Regions from separate parts of the Homo sapiens genome. Here region 2 is linked to region 1. The links are chromatin contacts, found by Hi-C or POLR2A ChIA-PET in ENCODE. All regions are on one chromosome and are shown on one strand. The core of a region is the stretch at or near the end of the contact, and the rest is flanking DNA. Distances in the headings are between cores, read along the strand shown. Region 1 holds the start of ADGRA3 (adhesion G protein-coupled receptor A3). Region 2 overlaps ADGRA3 (adhesion G protein-coupled receptor A3).

Region 1 (2,668 bases), core at 46-2,545:
AACCGTGAATCCCAGCACAAGTGAGTTACCAAAATTTTTCCTTCCAGGTGGAAACTCAATCCGAAAATCAAAAATCCCTCGAGTTGGAAGGCTCAATAAACCCACGGTTTTCAGTTCCAATGTTCCTGGCTTTTAAATATAAGCCCTCACAGACACGAAAACGGGACTGCAAGGTACATAAACAGATTGATCTGAAATGTTTCCAGCCCTTAATAACAACTCTATCTTAAAAGGTGCTCTTTAACTGTAATAAAACTAAGATAGCAAAAGGCAAAGGAAGCGTCTTGGGGTTTGGGCTCGCACACAGTCCTTGTGTTTTGCAAACTCTACCACGTAAGTGTAACTTAATTTGCAAAGAAGCAGAAGGACTGGCGCTTGCAATCAAGCATTGTGTTTTCTGGAAACCCAAGCCCAGGATGAATGAGCTTTAACTCTGTTGACTGCGTGTTTACTTGCATCCTCACGTGGCACCGCGCAGCCCAAAAGCGCTGCGCCGGGGACAGCGCGGGGAGCGCCTGAGAACCCGAAAACTTTACTTTGCAAACTAGTGGAGCTGGGAGGCAGCTCGGACGCAGATTCCCTTGCCTTTCCCTGAACTGCACCCATGCCAAGCACACGAGGTCTTTCCTAGCACCGCCCCCTGCCTACAGCTCCACACAAAGGCGCGTGGGTGCCGGCTGGACCCTGCTCCAAAGTTGAGCGGAGAGATAAGAAAGAGCCGAGCGGGAGAGGACCCAGCGTCGCGGGAGATACTCACAGGGTGACCGTGCGGTTGGGCAGAGTATCTGGGGGCAGGACCTGCGCGAGTTCCAGGCTGCTGCACACCACCTTGCCCTCGGCGGCGCCCGCCGCCCTGCCAGCCCCTCGGGGCCGCCCATCGTGCTTGCAGCCGGCGGGCAGCGCCGCGGCGCCGCCGCCGCCGCCGCCTCCCAGCAGCGCGAGCAGCGCTAACAGCGAGAGCGGCAGCAACAGCGGCGGCTGCGCGCGGCCCCGCCGGCGTCCGGGTGGCTCCATGCTGCGGGCCGGGGCCTGCGGGGCGAGCGGCGGCGCACTGGCCTAGCGGGCCGCCCCGGAGCCCGGGCGGGCAGGAGCGCGGCGCGGGCCCAGCGGCGACCGGAGCCTTATGGCGGCCGGAGGACGGGCCTTCCCCGGCGCGGACATGCTCCTTTGTCCGCTGCGGCTGCGCTGGGCCTCTAGGGAGCCGGGGGTCACGGCCGCATGGGTCCCAGCGCCGCTCTACCGCCCGGCGCGAGCACCGCCTCCTCCTCCTCCTCTGCCGCCGCCGCCGCCGCCACTGCCTCCTCCCCTGGCCAGGACCCGCGCGCGGCGGCTCCTCCCCGCCCGCCGCCGGCGGCCGCCCCCGCCCCTTCCCCTCCTCTTTCCCGGCTCTCCTGCTCTCCCCGTGTCTGCAGCTGCCCGGGACCTCGGGGAGGAGGCGCGCGCTCCCGGGACCTGCCGAGCCCGACTCCGACCCGGTGCGCGCCCGGGCCTCGGCCTCCGGGCAGGAGTTGTGGGGAGCCCGCGGGAAGGCAGTAACTCGTAGAGAGAACGGAGGAAAGTTCGAGTCCGAACGGAGGAAAGTTCGAGTCCAAACTCCACCCGCGGTGGCCACTCTCCTGCTCGTTTCCCTTCGCCGCCACCGCGCTCGCACCGCGGGCACAGGACAAAGCAGTCTTGTGCGCTCCTGGAGACTGCCCATGTGGCCCAAGGAGCCTGGCCCGGAGGATGGAGTAGGGACGAGAGTAGGGAATTTCCCTGACCAACCCTATGGGAAAAGTACCCAAAACCAAGTGTTTCGGAAGGAATCGCCTTCTCACCTCATTATGGTAGTCTTATTTGTCCCAAATACACTGGAGCCAGTAAACAGGTTCCTCTTCAATACAGTGAACAATCTGAAGCTGTTTCTGGCCTTCAGCAACAACAGCGATGGTCTCTAAAGGATGCATCTGGACCTCACTAGAAAGGCAGCCTTTTGAAAGAAATTCGACAGGCAAAGATACTTGAGATGTTCACCAGTTCGAGCAATAATGAGCAAACCCTCCAAGAAACCCCAACAGAATTGATTACTCTGACTTCCAGCCTCGCCCTAACATTTGCAAGCCCAGGGCTTACCTACCCTATGTTTAAAATTTTACAAGGACTATATCATGCTAATAAAATATATTCTGTGCTCCTGCCTTGAGAAATTACCTTCATAACAACCTGGAAGGTTTGTAAGCAGGATTCTCAGACACCTTGGAGTTTCTCCCTGAAACATGGCAGGTGGGAAAGAGTCAGATCCAAACCTTTGGCCTGTACACCTTCACCGTCTTTGCTTCCTGTGCCCAGCTATCTTCAAGGACAAGAGGGGATTTTTTGTACCTGTGTGTGAACACCGCAGCCCACAAAACCAAGTTCTGTTCACACTTTCTAACAGCCACCCTCTGTCTGCGTCTGGATCTCAGGTGTGCCTATACCAGTTGTTGGGTCCTTCATTGGGAGGACAGTTCTCAGAAGAAGCTAGCTCAGGGCCAAGAAGTGGCTTTGGTAATACCAGTCAGGGAATTCCAGGGTCCTGGGTCTTGGGGACATAGTGGGTACCCAGGCTTTGGGTGCTGGCCTGGAGATTTTTCACCCCATAAGAAGAGTCAGGTTGGTGTCCTCTAAAATGGAGGGCCTAGAACACGGT
Region 2 (2,668 bases), core at 106-2,605, 58 kb before region 1:
TTGATTTTCCTTTTAATTCTGGGTTTCACTGTTAACAAAAATTAGGCATCTTCTTGTAAATTGTTGCATAAACAAGCATATCTAGGCTCTATTTATAATCTTGTCTCAATTCTGAGCTTTAAGTGGTGCAATCACCATTGATTCTCTGGGAAACAATTTCATTACAGCTATACCTACTTAAAATGGTATTTAGATATTGATAATGGGTTGTTATTTGGATTGAGAATCAACTTAAATTCGTTGATAAAACAAGAGAAACTGATGGATCTAGGGTTCACCTACTTCTGATAGTATATTCTTCAGAAAGCCACTTCAACTTCCTAAATCAAATTATTTATAAACTAAAGGCAAAGGCATGGTTTAATAACAAAAATACTTTATGTGTTCTTGTTAAGGGAGATGCACAACTGAAATTAATGACTTAAGAACCCATAAGAAAAACGGTCTGTATCTATGAGCAACTAGCAAACATCACTACTGTCAAATATCTTTATATCCCGTTGAGTTTACATACAGGACTTCTTCAGCTTGCAAGCTGTGTACCCTAAGTTAATTATAAGTCATCTGTTTGGAATTAAGAATGTATCTTCTAGTGGGAAGAATATTATAAATGGCAATTACCTTCCTAAGCAAGAACACAAGAGACTACTTAACGTGTAACACAGTGAAAGACTACTAAGGCAATGCCTGGTACAATATCAGTAATTATATTAAATACTCCTGAATGAGAATTTTTAAAATTCATTTTGGATGGCAGTGCTTGAGAGATTATTTACTGAAAGATAAATAACTAGATGGAGAATCTAAGATAGTCTGCAGAATCTAAAACATACTGAAGAAACTGCTTTTTATTAACAATAGGTTTTCTTCAAAGTATATCTCAGCATAGAGATAAAATCAGCATTAAGATAGTCTGCAGTATCTAAAACATACTGAAGAAACTGCTTTTTATTAACAATAGGTTTTCTTCAAACTATATCTCAGCATAGAGATAAAATCAGCATTAATATTTTTATTACCTAAAAGCTGTGACTACAACAGTGTGGAACACAGAGGGAGGGGATAAGAAAAGGACCTGACAGTATTATTTCACATTCCTCCCATTGAGGGAAAAAAATAGATTGCAGGGAAAAATATTCTAAAAGTTCTCATACTTTCACATCAGAATCACTGGGAGGGATGGTTGAAATAAAAATCATTCAGCATCAGCCCGAGTTTCTGATAGGGTAGATCTTAGCCCCTACACTTTTGCTTTCTACTTGAGGACTCATGTTCCTAGGCATGGGTGCAAAACTGACTCCAGCACAGACAGAAGCACAAAGAAAGTGAGTCACTGCTATAAATCATGCTCACCTGCTGCTGCCCCTCAACTCCCTAATGACCTGTGTCTGGAGGTGCAGCCTGTTTACGGTCATGCTCCATATCCCCTGCCTGTGTCTGGATAGCTGAGTCCTAACAACTTCCAAGACTCTTAGCAGCTAAACTCTAGCTACTGCTTCATCTCTTTGTAAATGTATTTCAATTCCATATCCAGACTCTTGGTCGGTGTTCGTAATTCCATTAGACTGCAAACTCCTCGAGAGCTTCCTGATTTACCTGTGTGTCTCCAGACCCTTGCTCACAGTTGGGCTCACAGGATGAACTTCATGAATTTTTGTTGAACTGAACTGACACCGATCACCACCTTATCATTTTGATTACGCTGCTACACCTGGTTGATAGTCCTTTTACTGAACTCTAAACCTGGCTTGGTCCCATGCAATCTGATGCCTAATGTCTACCCTCCTATAATGCTTACCTTCCTTACCTAGAACTCCAATCTCCACTACCACCTACCCCAGACCAGCCAGCTTTTCTAACTTGTTCCATTAAAAGTCTTCACTAGAAAATAATAAAGTGCAGAATGGGCAGAAGAGAAGAAAACTGATTAGTAGCAAGATCTCCTCCAGATGGCCCTGAGTTTCTAATGAGCGCAGACAGACTGATAAACACAGGAGACCACCACTCACCCCCAGCAAAAACTATGGTAGGAAATTCCCTACTGATTCAAATTGTAACTAATTTTAAAAGACAAAGAGAAAATCCTTTAACTCCTACCTTTCTTAATCTTACAGAATTCTGACCCTTAAGGCTGCCTGAGAGAGAAAAATAGGAGGAAAGCTACAGACGATAGGTTTTTAGATGAAAGATATTTTACTTGCAAAAGCAATAAAAAAAAATCTTTTGCAAAAAAGAGCATGACCAATTTTTACAATTGGATTTTACAATAAAAAGGAATAGGTTTTGCAAATACTGCACGTTCTCACTTCTAAGCGGGAGGTAAATGATGAGAACACATGGATACATAGAGGGAACAACACACACTGGGGCCTTTTGGAGGGAGGAGGGTGGAAGGAGGGAGAGGATCAAGAAAAACAACTAATGAGTACTAGGCTTAATACCTGGGTGATGAAATAATCTGTGTAACAAACCCCCATGGCACAAGTTTACCTACGCAACAAACCTGCACTTGTACCCCTGAACTAAAAAGTTAAAAAAAAAAATAAAGAAATAGGTTTTAAACGACTAAATAAGACAGACGATGTCAAAAGTATTAAGATGGAAAGTCAATGTCAACATTTAAGTCATGGCATAATTAAACTAAAAGCAGCCATACCCAGTGTTATGA

The links. Hi-C counts contacts between places; a loop is a spot of excess contacts on that map. ChIA-PET counts read pairs that join two places held with the same protein, here RNA polymerase II (POLR2A). Pooled maps may share reads with other maps.
Region 2: a loop to region 1 is called in a map of gastrocnemius medialis, with 3 times the contacts of the local background. The contact joins the enhancer-like site here to the promoter of ADGRA3 in region 1. A Hi-C loop is called at or near these places in 13 of 168 maps with a recorded cell type or tissue (Caco-2, HepG2, IMR-90 and 8 more), 2 of 37 single-sample maps with no recorded cell type and 18 of 50 pooled maps. POLR2A ChIA-PET finds 5 or more read pairs at or near these places in 11 of 52 experiments (A673, GM12878, H1 and 6 more).

Annotation. Positions count from the first base shown.
Region 1 is chr4:22,514,771-22,517,438 of GRCh38, forward strand. It overlaps ADGRA3 (adhesion G protein-coupled receptor A3), which reads right to left and starts at 1,296. Exons shown (of 19, transcript NM_145290.4): 1 at 758-1,296. The coding sequence starts at 1,014. MIR12115 (microRNA 12115) reads left to right here and starts at 542; the gene lies at 542-615.
Region 2 is chr4:22,456,941-22,459,608 of GRCh38, forward strand. The region is part of intron 3 of ADGRA3 (adhesion G protein-coupled receptor A3); the gene reads right to left. Among named protein-coding and RNA genes, the nearest start is that of MIR12115, 57 kb to the right of the region's middle. Within about 2 kb of position 1,356, at least 2 of the 41 ENCODE cell types and tissues checked have a DNase peak (open chromatin) inside an H3K27ac peak, as active enhancers do; they include gastrocnemius medialis and psoas muscle, where a contact is called at or near this core.